Regions from separate parts of the Homo sapiens genome. Here regions 1, 2, 3, 4 and 6 are each linked to region 5. A link is an interaction called in ENCODE POLR2A ChIA-PET data of the cell type or tissue named here. Cell type or tissue: PC-9. All regions are shown on one strand. Region 1 overlaps PPL (periplakin). Region 2 overlaps CLUAP1 (clusterin associated protein 1). Region 3 overlaps GLIS2 (GLIS family zinc finger 2). Region 4 overlaps HMOX2 (heme oxygenase 2). Region 5 has its middle 17 kb from the start of TFAP4. Region 6 overlaps CORO7-PAM16 (CORO7-PAM16 readthrough).

Region 1 (4,000 bases), 630 kb after region 5:
AGGAGAGGCTGGTGCCCATATATGGGTAATGAGGTGTCGGGAGGACAGGAGATCCTGCGTCCCAGATGCCCACTCCCTGGGCCTAGCTGGGGGACAAACGCACAGCCCGCTTCAGCTGTCTTGGGTTTGGGCTAAGGATCAGAGTCAGTAGGTTTGGGGATTTGAAGGGTACAGGGTGTTCCCACTGCTCTGAGAACGTTCTTCCGTCCGCATAAGGGAAACTGCAGAAGGGGAGGGTGGGGAGGACCTGTCTACCCGGTTATGCCAACAGATCCCTGAGACCTGTCCCTGCTTCTCCCTCCACTGGTTCTACCTGGGAACGCGTCTCCTGCGCATCCTCCTCCATCTGCCCCTCTGGCCTCACCTTGATCAAAGTCACCACTTCTTACCTGGCCCAATGCAACAGCCACCCACTCTCTTTTCTGAGAGCATTTGGGAGCACAGGTAAGTTTTAGTTTGGATGATGGGATGATCTGGTTGCATCATACAAAGACCTAAGAGTTGGGGAGATATGCTTCCCGGCCTCCTGCCCCCAGGAGAGACGTGGACCCTCCAAGGACACCATGAATGGCAACCTTCCAGCCATCAGCGACCTGGAAGGGGGCTCCCTGGGTGGGGGTGGCTTCAAGAGCCACCCTTGATGTCTTCAGCTGTACCTGTTCAAGTCACATGGCACCAACTGGCCCATTCTTTCTACCCTGCCTGCAGGGGAGGAAACTGAGGCAGCCTGGCCAGGGCAGGGAACGTAGCCTGTGTTGTGGCTCTAACCCAGGTGTGGGCTCGGGCAGATTCCTTAGTCTCTCTGTGCCTCAGTTTCCTCATCTCTGAGACAGGGATAGGAATTGATCCCACTGCAGAGGGTTGAGATAATTCAAGGAGATAACCCTTATAAATGAAAGCGCTTTGGGTGTGGCCGCACCATGATTAGGATAACTGGGTTTCATCCTCTTCCTCCGTGTCACTGGTGGGGGCCTTGCCAGGGCAGGGCTCTTTGTCTGTTGTTCACTGCCATGTCCGTAGCGCCCATCAGACTGAATGAACTATGCTGGCTTTTGGAATAACAGCATGTATTACTCCACCTGTCTCAGCCTTAATTTCTTTCAACATAAATGGGGTTATCATGCCTGCTTGTCACGGAACAAGCAGAAAGACACTCAACAGCTGGAAAACATTCCCACAGGAGTTCAGGTATTAAGTTGCTTTGTATGCAAGGCCAGCACTGTTCAACAGAAACTGAACCTGAGCCACACAGAATTTACATTTTTCTAGTAGCCACGTGAAAAGAGTAAGAAGAAATGAGCGAATTTTTTTCTATTTTATTTAACCTAATATATCCAAAATATGATCAATTTGACAGGTGGTCAACAGAACATTATTAACGGATATTTTACATTCTCTTTTTCACACTAAGTCTTCAAACCCTGGCACACAGACATACGTGCACAGCCCATGTCACGGGGCCAGTAATTACTGAATAGGACTGCGAGATTCTAGGTGATTCTGGGGCACCCGGACCTGCTTTGCTCTAAGCCCGCAGTGACCACAGTCTCTCAGTTCTGCTGTAGGAAAGCTGATGGGCGCTCAGAGCATCTTCCAGTCTCACTCGGTGCCTGGTACCCAGGGACACCTAATAAATGCTCATTCTCTTTGAACCCCGTGACTCCTCCTGCCCACACTCACTGATTAGATGTCTGCCCCAGGACAGGGTCTCCTCTGTGGGTCCCTCCCTGGCTGCCTGACTCCAAAACAACCTGGGGCTCCCCACTGTGCCCACTGGAGCCTGGTGCCTGGGTGTGGAGGACCCTGGCACGAAGACCGCAGCAAGACACCCTTCCCCAGGTCCCCAGAGCCCCTGCAACCCTGTCCATAGGCCATGGGGCTGTGCTGGAGGCACCTGGCCTGCTCACAGCCATCCCCTTCTCCAGGCTGCGAGAGCAGCCACCCCGGTAACAGATCATACTTTAGCAACATCGGAGGGGCCACGTTCCTGCCATCACCTCCACCCCAGCTGTCCCTGTCGCCCAGAACTGCTGTGTCCCCTGCTGGCTCACAGCCCAGCCTGCACTCTCCTCCCATGTGTGGACACAGGTCCCTGCAGGCTCAGCACTCCCTGCCTGGCCAGGGCCACTGGCCTTTGATCACATCTGCAGTTCCTTCCTCTGGGGGTTAATTCTGTCTCAGTGGGTGTGTATTGGGGTTGCATTGCTGCTGGAATGTCTGGAACGCACAGGAGGGTACACCCCTCCCTGGAACCAGCCTCACCTGTCCCAGAGCCCAGAGAAGGGGCTGGGCCTCCTGCCACCACGGTCATCCTCTTCTGGCGTCCTGCCTGCCTGGAGGGCCAGCTTGGGGGAGGTGCACCTCCGGTGCCGAGTAGCCCTCTGCCCCTACCTTCTTTAAACACTGCCTGGCTCCTGAAACATCTGCCCTGGCTCTGACACAAAGGCAACCACCGTGGACACTCAGGAAATAACTGATGAATAGTAACAACACTGAGGGCACCTACTGGGTGCCCAGCGACCGCTCAGTCCTTTTGTGCATCACCCATTGACGTCTCATAGCCCTAGGAAGTAGCCACCCTTAGTGTTACTGGGGCTCTTAATCCTACCTATTAGGCTATTAAATTTTTGGACAAAAAGAACTTACTCACCTTTTTGGGGGCCCTTCTATAACCTTAATTCCACACCTTGCGTAGGGCTGGGCTCAATAAATAGGTGTTGAACTGAGCAGATGTTTTAATGCAATTCGGTAACTCTTATGTCTCTGTGTTCTAGGTGAAGATAACTGAGGCTCACAGAAGTTAAGAAACTGGTCCGAGTTTACACAGCTGGGAAGTGGTGGTGCCAAGATTCGAACCCATGAAGACGGGCTTCAAAAAGCCACCTTCTCAGTACAAAGGGGACATCAGTATCAATCCACACCCACCCCTTACAGACAAAGGGACAAGAGACATCGGAGAGACAGGATGATGGGACCAGGCATTCACCACCCAGGGAAGCAGAGTGATTTACAGTTTGTTGTCATTTTCATCAGTACAATTAATCCCAGTGGTTGGTTGGGTAAGGATTAGTGATGGTAAACGGAGACTGAGTCATTCTCCTAAGTTGTCCCCACAAGGGACTCCCAGCCTGTCCCTCCAAACAGACCTTTCAGGCGGAAGCAACTGCCATTGAGTGAGCACCTTCCTGGCCCACACCCTACCCTAGCACCGGAAGCAGGTTTCATCTCTGATCCTTATAACAACTAGTTGAGGTACGTGCTATCATAGCTCCATTGCAGATGAGGAAACTGAGCCTCAGGAAGACCACTTGCTCAGGGTCAATAGGTTAGTAAGAGGTCTATGCTTGTAACTGCTGCAGCCCCAACTGGGCACTTTCTAGATATTCAGTAATTGCCAAATAAATTTTCGACCCCACCCCACCAACTCTTTGTCATCTCTCTGCCCCTTACAGGCCCTGGCAACAGGCCCTTCACCATTAACAAGCCCCCAGAGATATGAATTGTCCACATGCTATAAAATACCTGCTCAATTTCACACCTATTTATGGAGCCCCAAGCTTATGTAAGGCCTGGAATTAAGGACAACAGAAGGCCCTCTCCCAAAAGATGAGTAAATCCCAACTATTCAAAAGCTTGTAAGCTAGTAGGTAGGTTAAGGAAAAACACCCCAATGGGTATAATTACAAAGATTTGGCTTGGCGCGGTGACTCATGCCTGTAATCCCAGCACTTTGGGAGGCCGAGGCGGGCAGATCACGAGGTCAGGAGATTGAGACCATCCTGGCTAACATGGTGAAACCCCATCTCTACGATAAATACAAAAACAAAAATAGCCGGGCGTGGTGGCAGGCGTCTGTAGTCCCAGCTACTTGGGAGGCTGAGGCGGGAGAATGGCGTGAACCTGGGAGGCAGAACTTGCAGTGAGCTGAGATTGTGCCACTGCACTCCAGCCTGGGCAACAGAGCAAGACTCTGTCTCAAAAAAAAAAAAAACAAAAAAAA
Region 2 (4,000 bases), 780 kb before region 5:
CTTTGGAACAGTGCTGTAACAAATAACCTGTACATCTCATTTTGTTTGTGTTTGAGTGTGTCCCTAGAATAAGTTCTTAGATTTGGGATTGCTGGGTCAAAAGATATGTGCATTTGTAATTTTGATGTCTTTTACCAAATTGCTCTCCATCAAGATTGTCCCAGTTTATACAACCACTCACAATGTTTGAGTCACTTGAATGCTTTGCTTTTATTAGGTTATATCCCAGTTGTCAGCAGAGGCATTTTCAACTCACCTACATGGGATTTAGTTTAGACATTACATGGAAAGGGCCTTCAACTTTTTTTTTTTTTGGTCTAAAAATAGGCCACCAAGGCACATATAAAACTCAACACTAAGAAGCTTTATCAAGCAGATGGGTATGCGGTAAAAGAGCTGCTGAAGATCACATCTGTCCTTTATAATGCTATGAAGACCAAGGGGATGGAGGGCTCTGAAATAGTAGAGGAAGATGTCAACAAGTTCAAGTTTGATCTTGGCTCAAAGGTAAGGACAACAAAAGCCTTGTAGTGGGCGATGGAGCGTTGATTTCTTGAGCTCTGAAGTGGAAGGAGTCTGCTACAGCTCCGCTGCTTTTCTTCCTCCTCAGCTGAGGGCAGTTTGTCAGTTTTGTGCTCATCAGCATTTGGATAAAGTCAAAGTCACAATCCACTAATTCAACTATTTATTAAAAGCTTAGTATTTGTCAGGTAGCATTCAAGCGCTGAGGATACAGTTGTGAACAAAAAGGACAAAAATCGTGTGTTTATTCTCTTCAGTTAGGGGAGTCAGACTGTGAACAATAAGAGGTGTGGAAGGCCAGATGCAGTGCAGGCTGTGGAGAATAATAAGCTGGGATGGGGATGGATGCTGCCCAGAGTGATCTTAAATCGGGTGATCAGGAAGGCCTCATGGATTGGATGGTGTTTCCAGCAGAGATCCAAGGGAGGGAAAGAGTGAGTTGTGCGGGTGGCGGGTGGCGTCAGGGTGTCTCAGGATGATAATTTGTTTTGGGCTGGGTGCAGTGACTCACTCCTGTAAGCCAAACACTTTGGGAGGCCGAGGTGGGAGGATCCTTTGATGCCAAGAGTTCCAGACCAACCTGGGCAACATAGTGAGACGCCATTTTTACCAAAAAAAAGAAAAAAATTAGCTAGGCGTGGTGGTACACACCTGTGGTCCCAGCTGCCCAGGAGGCTGAGGTGGGAAGATCTCTTGAGCCCAGGCAGTCAAGCCATGTTCATGGCACTGCGCTCCCGCCTAGGCAACAGAACGAGACCTTGTCTGGGGGGAAGAAAAAAAATGTGTTTTGTGTGTTTGAGGAAAAGCAAGGAGGCCGTGTGATGAGGGTTGGGATTGACAGACCCTCTGGCGCCTGGGAAGCCCCTGGAAAGCCTTTGTCTTTGCCTCTAAGGTGGGAATCGTTGGGATCCAAGCGGAACCTTCTGTGCTTATTTCCCGTCCAAAGGGTTGCTCTGGCTGCTGAGCCGCCATCAGACCGAAGCAGGCGGCAGGGCTGGAAGCAGCGAGCCTGTTTGGAGAGTGAGGGGTGACCGTGGCTTTGAGCAGAGTGCTGGTGGGACAGGTGCCGTCAGGTGTCAGGGAGCGACCACAGCAGCAAGCCAGAAATAAAGGTTAAGCCGTTACTCTGAGGCCCAAGGCCTCAGAGCAGGAGACCTAGGAATGAAGGCCCCGGGGCTGGGAGTGCACCTAAGAGTGTGGCCACGCAGGGTACGTGAAACCACAGTGCACTGGCTGAGCTCCAAGTCTGCTGCAGGGAAGAAAGCTTCCCCTGTGAGGCCTGCTAGGTGAGGCCTTGTCATGGTCTATAGTTGGGCTTGAAAAGCCACACACAGCTTTTTTGTTTTGTTTTTGTTTTGTTTTGAGACGGAGTTTCAGTCTGTGGCCCAGGCTGGAGTGCAATGGCACGATCTTGGCTCGCTGCGCCTCTGCCTCCCAGGTTCAAGAGATTCTTCTGCCTCAGCCTCCTAAGTAGCTGGGATTACAGGTACACACCACCATGCCCAGCTAATTTTTTTTTTTTTTTTTTGAGATGGAGTTTCACTCTTGTTGCCCAGGCTGGAGTGCAATGGCACAATCTCAGCTCACTGCAACCTCTGCCTCCCAGGTTCAAGTGATTCTTCTGCCTCAGCCTCCTGAGTAGCTGAGATTACAGGCATGCGCCACCACACCCAGCTAATTTTTTACTTGTAGTAGAGTCAGGGTTTCTCCATGTTGGTCAGGCTAGTCTCGAACTCCTGACCTCAGGTGATCTGCCCGCCTCAGCCTCCCAAAGTGCTAGGATTACAGGCGTGAGCCACCGCACCCGGCTTTGTATTTTTTTTTTTTTTTTTAGCAGAGATGGGGTTTCACCATGTTGGCCAGCTAGTCTCAAACTCCTGACCTCAGGTGATCTGCCTGCCTCGGCCTCCCGTAGTGCTGGGATTATAGGCGTGAGCCACCGCGCCTGTCCTCACATGTGGGTTTTTAACCAGGAGCGACACTCGTCAGCAAGAGAAGTGTCTAGAGATTGGGGCATATTTTGATGGTAGATCTCACGGGATGAGGCATGGGTTGAGAGTAAGTCAGGTGCTACAGGCCGGGTCTTGGGGCAGCCGTGCGGCAGAGCTTGCAGAGCTCATGGGTGTGTTCCGCCTCTGTGCTGTACTCTACGGGAACCACTGGCCACATGTGGCAAGCACAACTGAGGAACTGAGTTGAGTTCTGCATTTTCTTTAATTCTTAAGTAATTTAAGTGAAAATGGCCACATGTGGCTATTGGTTACTATATTAGACATCACTGCTCTGAAGTTTTTTGTGTGAGCCCCTGGAAGGATGAAGTTGCCATGTACTGAAGCAGAGAAGGTTCTGCACATGCTCCATTTGCCACGCCGATTGGCTGTCCAGGTGGAGATGGTGCACAGGTAGCTGGTATGTGAAACTAGAGCCCAGGGAAAGCCCAGGCTGGAGCTGGGAGCTGGGGAGCAATCAGCACACAGATGGTATTAAAGCCTTGAGGGTAGGAGCAGAGCCAGCAGAAAAGACGGGGGGTCCAGGAATGAAACTCTGACTCGCTCCACTTTTGAGAAGCAGAGAAGGTGACAGACTCCTGCAAAGAAGTTTGGGGATGTGCTGCTCGGAAGGGAAGAAAAGCAGCTAGAGCCAGAGCAGGCTGGATCCTGGAGGACTAAGGAAGAGGGAAGCAAGCTATCAAAGCCATCAGCTGCAAATGAAGAGGGAGAGTTGTTGCTAGTGGGTTGAAAATGAGAGCCAGAAGGTGAGGATTGGTTGTCCAGGAGAGAGGGAGAGTGAGCAGAGCAGGGAGACGTTTATGTTTGGGCTCCTTAGAAGAGTTAGCATATTCTAGGAAGAAGGGGTGACACACACATCCTAAGAAAGAAGCCTGTGCACAGGGCTCAGTGCTAAATCCTCATTGTGGTTGTCATCACCTTCCTGGCAACAGCTGCCCATCTGTGGAGCCCAGAACCATTGTAAGTCCTTAGTGGGTGCCACCCGATTTGCGCCTCTCCAAGCCTGTGGAGGAAAGTCTGAGGCAGAGAAGGAGGGCAGGGGAGGACGAAACACAGGACGTCAGGCTGCTGCAAGAGGATGTGTGTCCCTCAGGCTGTCCCTTTGTGTGGCCGCTCTGCTGCCGTCAGGCACCCTACTGTGACAAAGTCCAAGTAGGAAGCACGTCAGCTTTCTCCCAGCTATGCCCTCCTGGTTGTGGCTTCAGTTTGAGGTGACATTAGGTTTTTTGGAGAGACCCAGGCGTCCTGGAATTGGTCTCTTTAGTACTTAGATGATCATTTCCTGAGCGTGTGTCCCGCAGCCTGTGAGCATGTAACTGGGGAAGCACATGTTTGTGGTCACGTGTCCCAACCAAAGGTAGGAGCTGACATGAACAGGCTAGTGGTTGAATGCATGTTAAAAATCTGTGGCTGGCCGGGCACGGTGGCTCACGCCTGTGATCCCAGCACTTTGGGAGGCCGAGGTGGGT
Region 3 (4,000 bases), 49 kb after region 5:
GGAGGGCCACAAGACGCCCCTTGAAAGGACGGAGAGCAGCTGCTCCCGGCCAAGCCCCGATGGACTCCCCCTGCTGCCAGGCACCGTGCTGGACCTGTCCACGGGCGTCAACTCAGCTGCCAGCAGCCCAGAGGCGTTGGCCCCTGGCTGGGTGGTCATCCCGCCGGGCTCGGTGCTGCTCAAACCGGCTGTGGTGAACTGAGCCCATCCTGCGGACAGTTGTGGTGCCCCCCCGGCAGCTCCCGGCACTGCCCCCGACGAACGGAAACTCTTCTGTGAAATAGCAATAATGTCCTACTGCCCGGGCAGCCCCAGCCCAGCCCGCCGGGAGCAAGGATGGTGCTAGGTCATTCATGGCTGGCCTCCCAGCCCCCGGGTGGGGACCTGGCCTGTCATGCAGGGAGAGCTGTGCTCCTGGGTGCTGAAGCCTCGCTCCTGTCTGTCCCCCACCACCTGGCCCTCAGCTTCTGAGAGGCTTTCCCCTGCCCGACCTCCTCCCGTTTCCCTCTCCCACCCTGGCACCTCCCTCACCTAGTGACCACCCATGGCAAGTTGCCCTCTCCCAGCAGAGGGGGTGGGTGGGGTGGCATCTGCCCTCCCTGCTAGCACCAGGCTCCCCCTTCCTGAGAGGAGCCCCCAGGGACCAGAGGCCTGCCCTTCCCTCCTAGGCTTACCCAGCCCCTGCCCTGGGGGCTCCTTGGACCCCTTTCCCTCTGACCCTGCCTCCAGAGGGAAAGCAAGACAGATGCAGGCCCCTGCAAAGCCCCAGGTAGAAGCATGCCCCCCAGGACAAGGCGCCTCCCACTAGTTAGGAGGAGGCCCGCTCTGCAGCCGCCGTCCTCACCCCAGGCCAGGCCTGCAGTACCAGACGGGATAGCTGGCCACTCCACCCCTGCACCCCAGGGTCTCCTCCCTCTACCTTTTGGGGCACCCTGGGAGCGTGGGAAGCAGGTCCGAGGGCCCCTGAGCTGGCAAGGGGAGGTGCCAGGCCAGCTGTGGTGCCAAGATACTGAGTGACCTGGGCCCTGGCTCAGGGAGCATGTGGGGCCAGGCCCAGCGCCCCGTCTTCCTCCTTCTACCCCCGCTGGGCCTGGCCTGGGCAGCGCCCCCTGCAGAGGCCTTTGGGTCCTTGGTCCTGTAACAGGAAGGGGGAGGCTGGCTGGGGACGACCGACCACAGGCTGGGACACAGCTCCTGGTCTGGGGGCTCCAAGTGACAGCATGCAGGGGAGGGGGCTCCCAGTCAGTGCTGTGTTGGGAGCTTTCTGGAGGCTGTGGACTGAAGGCCTTGAGGGAAGCAGTGGCTGGAGGAGGGTGCTGGACCCATGACACGTTGCTTCCTCTGGCTTTTCCCTGCTGGGCCGCTTTCTCAGAGGCACTTCCCCACCCCTAACACCCAGTGGGCCCCCCCAGGTTCTGTGCCACTCAGAGGGACCCTGGCAGGGGCCAGAACCACTTAAGGGTGGTGCTGGAGGGCCTTGTGCCCCAGTCCCATCCCAGGACGCCCTGAGGGATGGACGCAGCCATGCACCCCCCATCTGGGGCCTCTCCCTGCTCCCTCTCCCACCTGGCAGCTGGGAGTTCTGGCTTCTAGGCCTGCCCTGTCACCAGGCCTCTGAGTGGCCAGGCCCTTCCACCTCCCCATCTGTAAAACGAGGCAGCTGCCCGGACAGCCTTGGGGTCCTTAGTGGCCCTGCAGGTCCTCTGGCAGCTCTGCTGACCCCACCCTCTCCCGGACTGCCCTTCTGTCCCAGAGGGGTCACCCTGACCCGGCCCACCTTGCCACTGGGCTTTGGACTCCAGCCCTGACAGGGCCCAGCCACACTGGCTCTGCCCCTCGAAGGGGCTATGAGCAAGGTAGGAGGGAGCTGGTCTCCTTTCTTCGGGCCCCACCCAGGCCCTGAGCACCCCCCACCCCTGTGAGGGCCCCAGGCCTTAAGTCCCTGGCGGGGTCATGGGTTTGCGACTTGAGCAGAGCGGAGGAACAGGGCACTGGAAGGCCGACGAGCTCAGCATGCGACTCGGTGACGGACCAGGCTCGGCAGGGCCGGTGTACTTTTTGTGGTTGTCATTGGTGTGTTGTTGCACATTCCAGGACGTCAGTATTTTAACAGGTTCTAAGTGCCTTTCTATCGTAGCTTATGTTTTCCTCCTCTTGGCTCCATTGCTGTTAGCATAGAGTTTTAAAAAAAGAGATAAGCTAATGACTATAACAATATATTCCTCCATGGGAGAGGAAGTTTATAAAGAAACAATAAAAGTGAGTTGCAAAGATGGCTTGTATGTCGTGGATGTGCCAGGAACCCGGCCCTGACATGAGGCCACCACTGCCCTGAGCCCCTGCAGGCCTGATCCGGGCTTTCTCCCCGACCCTGCAGGTGCCCCTCCCTCTCAATCTGCCGCTTAGAGCAGGAACTGGAAGGTTGGGAAGGAGGTAGGTGCTGAGGGCGCACAGGTGACAGGAACTGAGACAGAAGATTCCAGGCGGAGCATCCCAAGGTCCAAGTCCTCAGCCCACTACTGCCCGCTGCGGCTTTGGAGAGTGGTGGGCAAAGGCCCTTCTCCCCCCAGCCACATTCTGGGGTACTGTGCCCAGATTACTGAGGTGCTAGGTTCAAACCTGCCCCAGGGACAGGGTGGCTGCCGACAAGAGCTCTGGGGCCAGGAGACCGCCACCCCGTGGGAGGGGCAGGGGCGCTATGGGAGGGAGCCTCACCCTGGCACGGGTGCTGTGGAAGCAGGAGCGGCTGCATCCTGTACGTGACAGGACTCAGCTGGAGCCCACTGGCTGGCTGCCCGCCAACCTTACCCAGCCCGGCCCTTCTGGGCTGTTAAAGGCTGCTGCCTCCCCATCTCCAGCACCCACAGCCCTGCAACCGGCAGGAGGAGCAACCTGCCTTCTGGAATCTGGACACATGCAAACGAGAAATGCAGAAAAGAAATTTATTACCAAGCTATAAATTAGAGGCGGCGGGGTGGGCGGGGGGAGCCGAGCAGTCACGTATGGGGCATCTGCCCTTTTTCTCTGTCCTCCTGGGCCTGGATTTTGAGTTCCTCATCCAGGCGCTCCTTTGCGCGGACCACCTAGTGGGTCACGGATAATCAGGCCGGGAGGCCAAGCCTCCGCCCCATACCCCTTGCCCACATGGGATGGCCTATTCCCATCAGCCCAGGTCCATTTTTTGAAGGGCAGTGGGTGGATACCAATGCTTCCTTCAGTGGCACCCCAGGGTCGGGGTGGCCTGGGGAGACAGAGCTGGGCTGCAGGGCCCAGCGCATGCTGTGACCTCTGTGAGCTGAGAGCTGTTTCTAGCACCCCACCCACGGGGGCTCCTGCTCCTTCGAAGTCCCAGCTGCTGGGAGGGAGGGCTCTATCTGGGGTGACACAGCCTGAGTGGCTGGACCCCGCAAAGCTGAAGCAGTCAGAGGGGTGGCAGTTCAGGGGGCCTCCCTGAGGCTGGGGCACCATGGGAAAGCCTGGCACAGTTTTCTGTGTGCCAAGCCCTTAGCTGGCCAGCTCCCCCAACTAGGAATTGAGCCCCAGGTGAGAAGAAGGGGTCCCATGACTTCATTCCTCCCAGAATCAAAGACCACTCACCTTTGACTGCAGGTAGAAGGAGCCACCCACGGATTTATCATTCACCTTAAATAAGTGTTCATAGTTCTGCAGAGGAGAGGGGACGGGTGAGAGGGCTGCAGACTGCAGGCAAGAGATGTTGGGCAGGCTATGTGGGGCCACGTGAGAGAGGCAACAGGACTCCTCTCCACCCTGTGTGCCACACCCAGCTGTTGTGGCCACTGAGAGGCAGAGATGGGGACGGGTACCCTGGAGGGCAACTGAGCTGCTACTGGAAGGCACTCTTTGTCTCTAGACTGTCCTGCCTCAGGCCTAAAACTTCACGAGCAACAGTGGCTCCCGAAAGTTGGAGTCCGAGCTGGGTGCAGCTGCAGCCTCCACATCGGACCTCCCTGGCCAGGCCTCCCTTCACTCTTCCCACCCT
Region 4 (4,000 bases), 210 kb after region 5:
GCCTCCCAAAGTGCTGGGATTACAGACATGAGCCACCACACCCGGCTGGATTCAGTCTTAACTTGCTCTTTTTTTTTTTTTGCATCTCACTCCCTTGCCAGGCTGGAGTGCAACGGTGTGATCATAGTTCACTGCATCCTTGAACTCCTGGGGTCAAAAGATCCTCTTGCCCCAGTTTCCCGAGTGGTTGGGACTACAGGTGTGTGTCACCACGCCTGGCTAATTATTTTATTTTTCGTAGAGACAAGGTCTGACTGTGTTGCCCAGGCTAGTCTTGAGCTCCTAGGCTTAGGTGATCCTCCCACCTTGGCCTCCCAAAGTGTCAGGATTATAGGTGTGAGCCACTGCACCCAGCCTGGATTTGCTCTTTTATCAAGAGGTTAATATTTATTCTTCCGTTCAGTGAACCGTGGGATTGAATTCCCCCAGCGATTGAAATGAAAGGGCTTATGTATAACATTTCCTGAGGAATGGTAGTACCAGAGTTCAGAGGAGACCTCAGGCCATTTATTCTATAAACTCAGAAGCTGTAGTTCTAGATGATGTGGCTTCTTCAGGGTGTTGAGAAGTCTCTGTTATCTCGTGCCTTGTTGGATTAGAACTGATTGAGCTCTGTCTGCTGCCCCAAACATGTGGCTCAGCCAATCTCCAGTGGCATCTGCAATGTGGGTATTCTAGCCTCCAGTGCTCACGTGGCTCACCTTAGAAAGGGCAGATATTCCTATTTCCTGACGCTGCTGGAGAATGAGGTCTGAGTCAGAAGTCCTCAGGTGTGACCTGCCCAGAACTATCTGAAATTGCTGGATTTCTTGTTCTTCCTCAGTGTTTAACAATCACCCAATTGCTCATTCTCACCAGCGACTTCCTCAGTAAGAGCTCAATATTTGAGGTGGTGCTGCATTTTGTCAAACATTCATGCGTGTTAGCCCACTTAGTCTTCGCAGCACACAGTGGATTAATGGATTTTTAAAAGCTGGTATTTATGCACGATGGAATACTACTCAACCATAAACAAGAAGGAAATTCTGTCATTTGTGACTACATGGATGCATCTAGAGGACATTATGCTAAGTGAAGTAAGCCAAAGAAAGAAAGACAAATGGTGCATGATATCACTTATATGTGAAATCTGAAAAAGTCAGTTATAGAAGGAGAGTGTAACATGTTGGTTACCAGCGGCTGGGGGAAGGGAAGGGTGGGTGTGGAAAGGGGAGATGTTGATCAAAGGGTACAAAATTTCAGTTAGGAGAAATAAGGTCTGATGATCTGCCTTACAGCATGGTGACTATAGTTAATATGGTTAATATTATAATAGTATTGTATACTTCAAAATTGGTAAAAGAGTGGATTTTAAAAGTTGTCACCACAAAGAAATGATAAGCATGTGAGCTGATGGATATGTTAATAACCCTGATTTAATTATTCCCCAATGTATACATGTGTCCAAACATCACACTGTACCCCATAAATATAATTGTCAGTTAAAAACTTAGGAGTCAAGTCAGATCTGAAGAGAAGTCAAAACAGATTTCATACAGTTAATTTAGAGACATGGGACCCAATTAAAAATTTGTATTACTTTACTTGGTATTTTAGAATTTAGCTGTTATTTTCTTGTTACACACACAGGCACAGGCACACAAATCCTCTATTTAACTGGCTTTCTCAGTAGGAACTCCATCTGTGTATTTGCAACAGCTGTAACTCAGGTTGGATGCTCCCCAGGGTGCTGGCCTATAAGTCATATTGGACCCTGATCTGAATCTGAGGGAATCTGGATCTCTCTTGTAGGAAGCTTTTGGTTTAACTGGGAAGACAGGATGACAGTCAGTTGTGGAAGCTGAAGCGTAATCACCTCATATTAATATGGTGGCAATTTTATATCGGAGTGAGCTCTGAGCTGCAAACAGCCTTCTAGGAAGCAGGCAGGGGACCCCCATCCAGGGTGATGGTAAGAATCCTGATGCCCAACTGCAAGGTGTTCAGCAGGGAGGGAGCACTCGTGGAGTCCCAGTGCAGAAGTCTCTGAGCAGCCACTTAGCCTCCCTGTGTTTGTGGGGTAACAACCCGAGTTCATGTTGTGGGCATCTCATGCAGTGTAGTAGCTGGTCACTGTCAAGTGTCACTATTTCATTGAGTCAGAAGCCTGCAGAATTGTTCTCATTCCAGGGAGTGAGTCAGTCTGCTGTTGCTTACTCTCGGTGCTGGCTGAGCTCAGCAACCTGCTCTCTTCCTTCAGTTCAGGTTTCTCCAGGGCAAAGAAGTCTTTATTGTTCCTTTCTGTATGACCAGATGGGAAATGAATTATAATATAGTCCTTAGATTATATTCCCACCTGGTAGCAATGCACTGAGTTACCTGACCTGAAATTTGTTGGACTTAGTCTCCATGGAGGAGGATTTACCATCTTCGTTGTCTCAGAAGTCCTGGTAGTGCCTCATGCCAGCAATTTAGCAGGAGCAAAAGCTTTGAGACAGTGTTCTGGATCTGCTGAGCTGGTCTAAAGGAACCTCTTTTGCTTGAAGTAACTGTGATAGGAACTTTGTTACTGCTTCTGTTAGCTCAGGTGTTGGAATGAGAATCAGCAGCTGATGAGGTGAACAGCTAGGAGTACTGGAATTATGGAGTAGTGGAGGTAGATTTTATAAACAGAGGGTCCCAGTTTTTTGGAAATGGGAAAGAGAGAGGGTAGACTGGCCTTTCTAGAATTTGTAACAGAAAAGAGGACCCAGGAGCTTCCATTGACTAGTTAGTTAATGCAGTGCGGGATCTTAGCTGGTTTGCTTGGTCCAATTCCTGTCTCTCGGTTTCTTTTTTCCCTTCCCTTCGCTGCCTTCCCCTCCCTCTTCCCTTTTTCTTTCCAAGAGAATTGAGTCACTCCATATAAAAGAAGCAGCCAGTTGGCTAAAAAGTCCAACAAAAAACAAGTATTTATAGCTCTCCAAATTTCCCACTTGTCATTATCAGTATACTTTTGCACACAGTTATAGTCGGTGTTTGGGATCCTTTTTAAAAAAATAAAAAGTTTCTGTAGGCTTTTCCATGCATGAACACAGCTTATCAACTTGCCCCGGCTGTGCCAGGATTCCATTGTTGACTGTTGTTTGAGCAGTCATGCCCTTTGTTCTTAGGCTGTGTGTTGTTTTTTTCCTAACATCATAGTATGGCTGGGTATTATTTTGATACAGATTACAATTACTATTACTATTTCTTGAAGTGTATTTCCCAGAGTGGAATATTTTAGGATCTTTTTTTCTCTTTTGTGGGGGTGGGGAACATGTAGCTTCTTGTGGATATTAGACATTGAAGTCTAAAAAGGTTCTATATTTATGATTTGGCCCTCAATTTTCTAGAGATTCCAATGGTTCCTGCAAAGAAAAGAGCATTCAAGTATAGAAACCAGCCAGACTAAGTCTGGACATGTAGCTTTTCAGAAAGTGAAAAAAAATTATGTTTCTGCAGTTGCAAGGTGGCCTCTGAATGCCACACTGTGTGGCCACTCCCTTGGACAGTGGCTAGGCCACAGGGTCGCCTCCCCTGGCCCCAGTCTGTGGGTTGAATATGCTAACCGAGCCTTCCCAGGAGCCTCCTCTGCCCCCAGCCCCCAGGTCTGTACAGATGGTAGTTGGTACTTTCAGCCCGCCTTGAGAACTCAGTATTCTTCCTGTTAGCTTTCCTTCAAAGTAAAATCGGTAGAACCTATTTTGAGTGTAGAAAATTTGAAGTCGTGGACAGCAGATTACAAAAAATTGCCCACCACCATGCCTGGCTCATTTTTGTATTTCTAGTAGAGATGGGCTTTCACCATGTTGGCCAGGCTGGTCTCGAACTGCTGACCTCAGGTGATCTGCCCACCTCGGCCTCCCTAAATGCTGGGATTATAGGTGCGAACCACTGTGCCTGGCTCCTTTTTGTATTTTTCGGAGAAGCACAAGGACTTGTTGTTTAATTAAGCAAGACTATACTCTCCCAGAGCATGCAGTTATTATTGAGTAAAACA
Region 5 (4,000 bases):
AATTCTCCTGCCCCAGATGGGGGGTTTGAAGGTAGGATAGAGTAAGGGAGGAGAATTTCCTGAGAACATACAGAGAATTGGAGATGGAACCCAGGCAGGAATCTATGTCCTCAGTCTTAACGAGGCTTGTTCCGCTATAGAAATTTGCTGGGAGCAGGGGGATGCAGCACCTGACCTTTCCGGCCCTGCTATACTCCCGTGCATATGGGGAACCATAGCCTCTTTGGGGTGGTGGCGGGGGCAGGGACACCAGTCGTTGGAGCCAGGTTGAGAAGCAAAAAGTCCCTGCCTGGGAAAGGATCCTGGATGCTCCCAGGAAGGCGGAACGGGGGTCAGATGCTCCTACTGGGGTTCGGAGCAAAGCCACTTCCGGTCCTCTGGCCCTCCTCTCCCCAAGTCAGGGGGACATCTCTGGGCTCACAGGGCTGGGGCTCCCCCGACCAGTAGGGGGCGTCCGGCACACGCGCTGCTTTGTGGATGCCGAGCAGGAACACGGTGGGGGAGCCCCAGGCAGGTAGGTGTTGGGGTGAAGGGGCTGACCGCAGCCCCCCACAATCCCGAGGCCCTGCAGATCCCTACAGTGCCTGGCTTGTCTAGGGAGACCTGTGATGCGCGCCTCCTCCTCCTCAGTTGGATCTGATTCACTTTGGCCATGAGTAAGCACTGAAAATGCAGCTGGTTCCCGATGGCTCACACCTGGGATCCCAGCCCTCTGGGAGGCCAGATGAGAGGATCATTTGAGCTCAGGAGTTCCAAACCAGCCTGGGCAACATAGCAAGATTTCATCTTTAAAAAAAATTAGCAGTGCGCGGTGGCTCATGCCTGTAATCCCAGCACTTTGGGACGCCGAGGCAGAAGGATCATTTGAGGTCAGAAATTCGAGGCCAGCCGGGACAACATGGTGAAACCCCACTTCTACTAAAAATACAAAAATTTGCCGGGCGTGGTGGTGGGCAGCTGTAATCCCAGCTACTCAGGAGGCTGAGGCAGGAGAATCACTTGAACCCGGGAGGTGGAGGTTGCAGTGAGCCGAGATCGTGCCACTGTACTCCAGCCTGGGCAACAGAATGAGACTCAGTCTCAAAACAAAAAAAAAAAAAAAAAAAAAAAAAAAAAAAAAAAAATTAGCTAGGCGTGATGGTGTGCACTTGTAGTCCCAGCTACTCATGAGGCTGAGGCAGGAGGATCACTTGAGCCTACGAGTTCAAGACCAGCCTGGGCAACATAGCAAGCCCCCATCTCTACAAAAAATGTTTTAAGGCCAGGTGTGGTGGCTCATGCCTGTAATCGCAGCACTTTGGGAGGCCAAGGTGGGCGGATCACCTGAGGTCGGGAGTTTGACACCAGCCTGACCAACATGGTGAAACCCCATCTCTACTAAAAACACAAAATTAGCCAGGCATGGTGGCGCATGCCTGTAATCCCAGCTATTTGGGAGACTGAGGCAGAAGAATGACTTGAACCCACGAGGCGGAGGTTGCGGTGAGTCCAGATCATGCCATTGCACTCCAGCCTGGGCAACAAGAGCGAAATTTCGTCTCAAAAAAAATTTTTTTTTTTTAATTGGCTGGGCACAGTGGCTCACTCCTGCAATCCCAGCACTTTGGGAGGCCGAGGTAGGCGGATCACCTGAGGTCAGGAGTTTGAGACCAGCCTGGCCAACATGGCGAAACCCCATCTTTACTAAAAATACAAAAATTAGTTGGGCATGGTGGTGGGCACCTGTATTTCCAGCTCCTCAGGAGGCTGAGGCATGAGAATTGCTTGCGCCCGGGAGACAGAGCCTGCAGTGAGCTGAGATCATGCCACTGCACTCCAGCATGGGGGACAGAGAGAAACTCCATCTTAAAAAAAAAAAAAAAAAAAAAAAAAAGGGCCAGCATGGTGGCTCACGCCTCTAATCCTAACATTTTGGGAGGGCAAGGCAGGTGGATCACCTGAGGTCAGGAGTTCGAGACCAGCCTGGCAAACATGGTAAAATCCCGTTTCTACTACAAAAAATTTACCAGGCACGGTGGCGCGCGCCTGTAATCTCAGCTACTCGAGAGGCTGAGGCAGGAGAATTGCTTGAACCTAGGAGGTGGAGGTTGCAGTGAGCTGAGATCGCGCCATTGCACTCCAGCTTGGGCAACAAGAGCGAAACTCCATCTCAAAAAAAAAAAAAAAAATCAGCTGGGCCTGGTGGCACATGCTGTGGTCCCAGCTACTTAGGGAGCTGAGGTGAGAGGATCACTTGATCCCAGGATGTTGAGGTTGGAGTGAGTCATGATTGCACCACTGCATTCCAGCCTTGGTGACCCAGGGAGACCTTGTCTCAAAAACAAACAAACAGACACACAAACAAACACACAAAAATGGGGCTGGCTGCAACCCTATTTGAGGTGGCTGGAGTCCCCTGCACCCTCTCTCTCTGGCCCCAGCTATGGGCGCCTGCCAGCCCTCTCCCTCTCCTTCTCCCTCTGCCTCTCCGTCTCCCCTCCATCAGCTCACCCGCCCTGTCCTTTTCAGCACTCAATTTCTCTTCCTCCTCCCACACTCGAAGAGGATTTCAGCTCCCTTTAGGGACTTTTCCCCTAGGGAAGTGCCTCTCTGCTTCTCAGTGTCCACAAGGAGGAACCAGGTGCCCAGGCCTTCAACCGAGTGCACTCCCTCTAGAAACACTCAATTCACAGCCATGCTGGCTGGACTGTTTCTGCTTTACACAGAAATGGCCATCAAACTGCTTTATCAATTGATTATGAGGCCATGGGGCAGTTACAATAATTTCATCAAGCAGAGCAGAGCCTGTTGACATGGAGGATGGACATTTCTGAAGACCCTCAAAGAATTAGCTGTAACCATGAGACCAGATCTAAGACCCCTGACACCCAGCCTGGGGCCTTCTCACCAGGAGGCCTCTGGTTAATAGAAAATGAGAGTAAATCAGGCCAGGCGTTGTGGCTGACACCTGTAATCCCAGCATTTGGGAGGCCGAGGCAGGTGGATCAACTGAGGTCAGGAGTTCGAGATCAGCCTGGCCAACATAGTGAAACCCTGTCTTTGCTAAAAATACAAACATTAGCTGGGCTTGGTGGCGTACCCCTGTAATCCTAGCTACTCAGAAGGCTGAGGCAGGAGAGTCGCTTGAACCCAGGAGGCAGAGATTGCAGTGAGTCGAGATCGTGCCACTGCACTGCAGCCTGGGCGACAGAGTGAGACTACGTCAAAAATTAAAAAAAAGAAAGAAAGATGAAAGAAAGAAAGAAAGAGGCCAGACACGGTGGCTCACGCCTGTAATCCCAGCACTTTGGGAGGCTGAGGCAGGCAGATCATGAGGTCAGGAGATCGACACCATCCTGGCTACATGGTGAAACCCCATCTCTACTAAAAATACAAAAAATTAGCCGGGCGTGGTGGCGGGCACCTGTAGTCCCAGCTACTCAGAAGGTTGAGGCAGGAGAATGGCGTGAACCCAGGAGGTGGAGCTTGCAGTGAGCCGAAATTGCGCCACTGCACTCCAGCCTGGGCAACAGGGCGAGACTCCATCTCAAAAAAAGAAAAAAGAAAGGAGAGAGAGAGAGAGAAAGAGAAAAGAGCCAGCCAAGGAACCAAGGCAGTGTGGCCAGAGAGAGTGGAGGGTCAAAGGAGGCCCACAAGAAATCAAGGGGAGCTAGGGGCCGTGGCTCACACTTGTAACCCCAGCACTTCGGGAGACTGAGGTAGGAGGATCACTTGAGCCCAGGAGTTTGAGACCAGCCTGGACAACATAGCAAGACTCCTTCTCTACAAAAATTTAAAAATTAACTGGGTGTGTTGGTGGTGCACCTGGCCCAGATACTTGGGAGGCTGAGGAGGTAGGATCACTTGAGGCCAAAAGGTTGAGGCTGCAGTGAGCCATGATCATGTCACTGCACTCCAGCCAGGGCAAGCAAGTGAGACTCTTGAAAAAAACAAAGAGCCGGGTATGGTGGCTCACGCCTGTAATCTCAGCACTTTGGGAGGCTGAGGTGGGCAGATCACT
Region 6 (4,000 bases), 98 kb after region 5:
CTCAAGGCGGGGCGGGTCCCACTGACTCCTCCCTGAATCTCCAATGCCCAGAGCAGGCAGGAGGCTGAGGGCAGCCCTGACTCTGCCTCTTACCCTCCATATGGCTTCAGGGAAGGTGCCGAATCTTGCTCACCTTTGCCTCCCTCATCTGTAAAATGGGCCTTGCCAGCTTCTCAGCCCCTCCCTGGGTGTGACAGGGTGGGAAAGGGCGTCACTGTCACCCTGACCCCTACCCCTCCTCTGGGCGGCTCTCAGCCCGGGGAAGCCCTTGGCAGGAGCTCTCGCTGGTACTCAGGTGGGAGCTCTTCTGGGGACTCCCCGGAAGATCCCGCAGCCTTCCTTACCCCCAGACACATACCCTTGCTGCTCCCAGAGCCTGGACAGGTCACTGTTGCCTGTGACTCAGTTTCCTCAGTTATGCAATGGAAGAATGAATAAGCTTGCCAAGTACCACCCCTTTCCTGGCTCTGACATTCTCGGATCCCCCTGCCTGTGAAGATTCCAGCAAGGCCCTTATAAGTCACGGTTGAAGTTTCAGAAGGCGGATGGAGTCCCTGTCTCTCCACCCCGGCCCTGCCTGGCTACGTCTCTGAACACCCCCCCCAGCCTCAGTCTCCCCAGCTGTGTTGTGGGTGGTCTGAACAGATGAGTCACTCATAAATGCTTGCCCTGGGCCTCCTGGTGTCTGGCTCCTGAGCCGCAGTGGGCCAAGGCCATCTCGGCACACAGCTGACTGTGCCTGGCCAGGACCCCGCCAGGCACTGCCAAAAGCCCTCTCCACACACTTCTGGGGGCAGATGGAAGGATGAGGTGCACCTGGAGCCCCCCAGGCTGCCTGGGCACCAGCCCCACCTGGGGACATACCTCAGGATAGAACAGGACAGCCATGTGGCTGGTGTGGAGTAGGCCGCATAAACCTCAGTGGGCCGCATAAGCCAAGGCCCACCTCCACCTCCACCTCCACCTCCACCCCCACCCCCACCCTGCCAGGCTGTCCAACAATGCCCACGTCCACCCTCCTATCATAGCCTGGAGCCTCCCTGGGCCTCAGCCCTGCCAGAACATCCACAGAAAAATGAAGCGTATTCTTGCACTTCTGGATCACACCCTCTCCCTGAATGCCAAGCATACCTGTGTCAACCCCCAGCCATGAAACCTCTGGTGACCAAGGGCCCACTCTGCTACCAGGGGCCAGAGGGGCACCTGAGCACCTGCTGCTCGTGACATCTGGAAGCTCCGGGGGTACAGGGCCAGGTGTCTGTTGCAAGGCCTTGCAGCCCAGATCAGGTACCCCAGAACACCCCGGAGATCAGCCCGCCTCACTGACAGGCCGGATCAGGTGCCCTCACCTGCGGCGCCTTGGGTCATCAGCCCCCCAGCCCACCTGCGTGCCGCAGCTCCTACCCAAGCGAGGTGTCCAAGGTGAGGGAGGCCAGGGCGCTGGAGAAGAACCGCGTGTCCCACAGCTTCACTTCGCGCTCACGCATCTGCAGGGAGGGCGAGAGAGGGGCTCAGAGGGGCCTGTCCCTCAGCCCCACCCGGGGGGCTCCCAGGGAAACCAGCGCCTGAGGGTGCAGCCTGACACGGGGCACCTGCCCCAGAGCAGGGCTTGGAGTGGGGGTGGGAGTCACCCCAGGGAAAGAGAATCTGGGTTTTCATGTTCTGCCCCTTTAAGAACCCTTAGGTGACAAAGGATGAGGGGCGGTTCCCTCTGTGTTCTCGGGTCCCTGTAGGGCCACTATGGCTCCTGGGGTCAGGCTGAGCTATTACAAATGGAATCTGCCAGTTTTCAGCAGCCGTCAGTCCCCTGAGGCTCTGAGACCCGGCAGCACAGCCAGGCCGTATATGGACAGGCCTGGAACTGGCCCTCAGTCCCCCGCCTCCCATTGGTTTCGTCCCCGCCCAAAGGGCTGGACATGTCCCCACCTGGCCGTGCCCTGCTCCTCCAGGAGGAACCCCCTACCTGGTTGAATCCAGTAGACACAAGGTGCTCCCAGGTGCCCATCCATGCCAGCCGGCTATCCCTGCTGTTCTCATGGGCCTGCGTGCTCTGCAGGAGGCAAGAGGTGGACCTGAGCCCCCAGGGCCCTGCTGGTGGGCGGGGCCCCCTGGAATGGGCCTGAGCTGGGGAACTTCTGCTGCCCACCTGCCTGAAAGCCTCACAGAGGGTGGGAAGGGCTGGGTCCTTCTCCACGTCCCCACTGGGACCAAGGGTGGTCTCCGAAGCACCCCGGGGATCAGCCCCGCCTCCGCCCCAGTTGAGGGCAGCTCTGCACCCAGAGGCCAACCTGGCTGCTCCTCCCGAGTGTCCCTCCTACCAAGGAGAGGGCTGCCTCACTCCCCAGCTCCAGGCCCCTTCCCTGCTGCGCCAGGGGCTAAAGGCACTGGCACTTTCTTGCCCCTAAGAGCTGTGTGATCCTGGGGATGTCACACTCTGTCAATGCCTCATTTCTCTCGCTTGTGTAAGGGGCTCACGATGCGGTGCCACCCGCTTCCCAGGGCTGTCACCATGTGGAAGGGCAGGGCTTGTGGCAAAGCACCGTGTAAACTGGGGGATTTCGAGGATCACTGTGGCTGCCCCAGGCAAGAGGCAGGGCCTGGGACCCACCTCTGGGCAACGTCCAGAGAGCGCCAAGTAGTGCCTCTCCTGGCCCTCCCGAGGTGCTGGAGCTGCCAGCAGGAAGGCTCCCGGCCCCTGGGAGGAGAGGGAAGCTCACATGGTGGGTGGGGCCCTGTCCTCCTGGGCCCTGGCAGTGGGGAGCTGAGGGGGCCAGAGGAAATGCAAACAGCTCCTCCCAGTCACCCTGGCCCCTGGAGCCTGAGACGAAGGACCCTGTTACCAAAAATAGCTCACCCCAAACCATGGCCAGCTTCCTCCGAACTTCCCACGATCTCCTTGGGAATGAATGAGGGAGGGAAGCAGCCTGCGAGGAGCTGGCCTGGGGCCCCCTCCCCAGCCCGTGGAGGCTGACTCCAGCGTGGGAGACCATCGGAAACGGCTCCAGGTCCCGTCCTTCGAGGGGCTTTTCTCACTGTTCCCTTCCCACCAGGCTGTGGCCGGCACAGGAAGTTGGGGCTGGAGCCTGAGAACCAAGGCCCCACTGCCCTCTCTCCACGTAAGAGGGGATATCGGGTCAGGACAAGGGTCGAGCCATTGGCCAGCCCTGCCCTCAACACCCGGAGAGGGTCACAGTGTCATTCAGGCTCCTGCCCTCTCGTTGGTGTTTGTTGTGCAAATATCTGCGTGTGTGCAGCCCACCAGGTGGCTCTTAGCTTGTCCAAAAGTCACTCATTCATTCAAGAAACACACAAGGCCTCCCAGGGGCCAGAACTGTGCTAGGAGCTGGCAGTGGGGCCGGATGGTTCTCAGATAGAGGGCAGGTGCTGGGGGGAAGCAGTGCCCCTCACTCATCTGTTCTCTCGTCATATGGGTATTTGAGCCACACACTATTCGAGATGACATGGTGAATAAAATGGGGAAAGTCCCTGTGCCCGTGGAATAAACACATCGGGGAGGTAGATGTAGGCCAAAGAGAAATCAGTGTGTCATTCCCTGTGACTATGCATGCCATGGGGGAGCCGCACGGTGTTAGGGGAGGAAGCTCTGGAGGTGGACCCAGGAGAGCCCCAGCCTGGCCACCTCCCTTGGTGGGTCAGTCACTAGCTCTGTGCCTCAGTTTCCATGTCTGTAAAAAGCACTGTAACAGAATTTACTTTTTTTTTTTAACCTTTCCTATGGTGCTGAAGGACCTACTTTTGAAGACGGCCACAAGGAGTAAGAGGGAACACTTGTAGAAGGCTCAGGATTGTGTCTGACACGTGTCAAGTGTGCATGTCTCACAGCTGATAGCAGGGTACCGCCAGACTGTAAGTGAGGGAAGACCTAGCGTCATTCCTGCTAGGCTGGGAGGGTTGATAGGCGTGAGCCAGGTATGGGAACTGGCATCTGCAAAGAGTTGGAAACTGGAAGCAGAGAGACCCGCTCAGCCAGCAGGTGGGG

The links. ChIA-PET counts read pairs that join two places held together with the same protein. Peaks named below come from ENCODE experiments on the same cell type or tissue, not always from the same donor. Only the 100,000 strongest peaks of a DNase experiment are listed, where the experiment ranks them.
Region 1: POLR2A ChIA-PET joins it to region 5 with 15 read pairs; 1 of 35 experiments calls an interaction of 5 or more read pairs at or near these places.
Region 2: POLR2A ChIA-PET joins it to region 5 with 11 read pairs; 1 of 35 experiments calls an interaction of 5 or more read pairs at or near these places.
Region 3: POLR2A ChIA-PET joins it to region 5 with 7 read pairs; 26 of 35 experiments call an interaction of 5 or more read pairs at or near these places.
Region 4: POLR2A ChIA-PET joins it to region 5 with 8 read pairs; 1 of 35 experiments calls an interaction of 5 or more read pairs at or near these places.
Region 6: POLR2A ChIA-PET joins it to region 5 with 8 read pairs; 9 of 35 experiments call an interaction of 5 or more read pairs at or near these places.

Annotation. Positions count from the first base shown.
Region 1 is chr16:4,922,902-4,926,901 of GRCh38, forward strand. The region is part of intron 1 of PPL (periplakin); the gene reads right to left. It overlaps LOC105371064 (a long non-coding RNA gene), which reads left to right. Exons shown (of 4, transcript XR_933028.3): 3 at 272-444; 4 at 2,775-3,027. Among named protein-coding and RNA genes, the nearest start is that of PPL, 12 kb to the right of the region's middle. In PC-9, no CTCF peak of the experiment used is centred here; DNase peaks (open chromatin) are centred at 2,230 and 3,100; H3K4me3 peaks cover 368 bases; H3K27ac peaks cover 2,414 bases.
Region 2 is chr16:3,507,962-3,511,961 of GRCh38, forward strand. CLUAP1 (clusterin associated protein 1) reads left to right here. Exons shown (of 12, transcript NM_015041.3): 4 at 328-507. Among named protein-coding and RNA genes, the nearest start is that of CLUAP1, 9.0 kb to the left of the region's middle. RefSeq lists an enhancer at 1,954-2,013. In PC-9, no CTCF peak of the experiment used is centred here; a DNase peak (open chromatin) is centred at 1,750; H3K27ac peaks cover 476 bases.
Region 3 is chr16:4,337,323-4,341,322 of GRCh38, forward strand. GLIS2 (GLIS family zinc finger 2) reads left to right here. Exons shown (of 7, transcript NM_032575.3): 7 at 1-2,273. The coding sequence ends at 202. It overlaps CORO7-PAM16 (CORO7-PAM16 readthrough), which reads right to left. Exons shown (of 31, transcript NM_001201479.2): 30 at 3,598-3,663; 31 at 2,929-3,083. The coding sequence ends at 2,997. PAM16 (presequence translocase associated motor 16) reads right to left here. Exons shown (of 5, transcript NM_016069.11): 4 at 3,598-3,663; 5 at 2,929-3,083. The coding sequence ends at 2,997. Among named protein-coding and RNA genes, the nearest start is that of GLIS2-AS1, 11 kb to the left of the region's middle. RefSeq lists enhancers at 2,220-2,966, 2,967-3,712. In PC-9, no CTCF peak of the experiment used is centred here; no DNase peak of the experiment used is centred here.
Region 4 is chr16:4,498,319-4,502,318 of GRCh38, forward strand. The region is part of intron 1 of HMOX2 (heme oxygenase 2); the gene reads left to right. Among named protein-coding and RNA genes, the nearest start is that of HMOX2, 24 kb to the left of the region's middle. RefSeq lists a silencer at 1,990-2,284. In PC-9, no CTCF peak of the experiment used is centred here; DNase peaks (open chromatin) are centred at 733 and 2,163; H3K27ac peaks cover 2,599 bases.
Region 5 is chr16:4,288,135-4,292,134 of GRCh38, forward strand. No RefSeq gene overlaps it. Among named protein-coding and RNA genes, the nearest start is that of TFAP4, 17 kb to the left of the region's middle. RefSeq lists enhancers at 298-407, 2,007-2,625. In PC-9, CTCF peaks have their summits at 452 (motif pointing right), 658 and 2,590 (motif pointing right); DNase peaks (open chromatin) are centred at 537, 2,267 and 2,617; H3K27ac peaks cover 1,448 bases.
Region 6 is chr16:4,386,582-4,390,581 of GRCh38, forward strand. CORO7-PAM16 (CORO7-PAM16 readthrough) reads right to left here. Exons shown (of 31, transcript NM_001201479.2): 8 at 1,964-2,050; 9 at 1,405-1,487. CORO7 (coronin 7) reads right to left here. Exons shown (of 28, transcript NM_024535.5): 8 at 1,964-2,050; 9 at 1,405-1,487. Among named protein-coding and RNA genes, the nearest start is that of VASN, 17 kb to the left of the region's middle. In PC-9, no CTCF peak of the experiment used is centred here; a DNase peak (open chromatin) is centred at 1,840.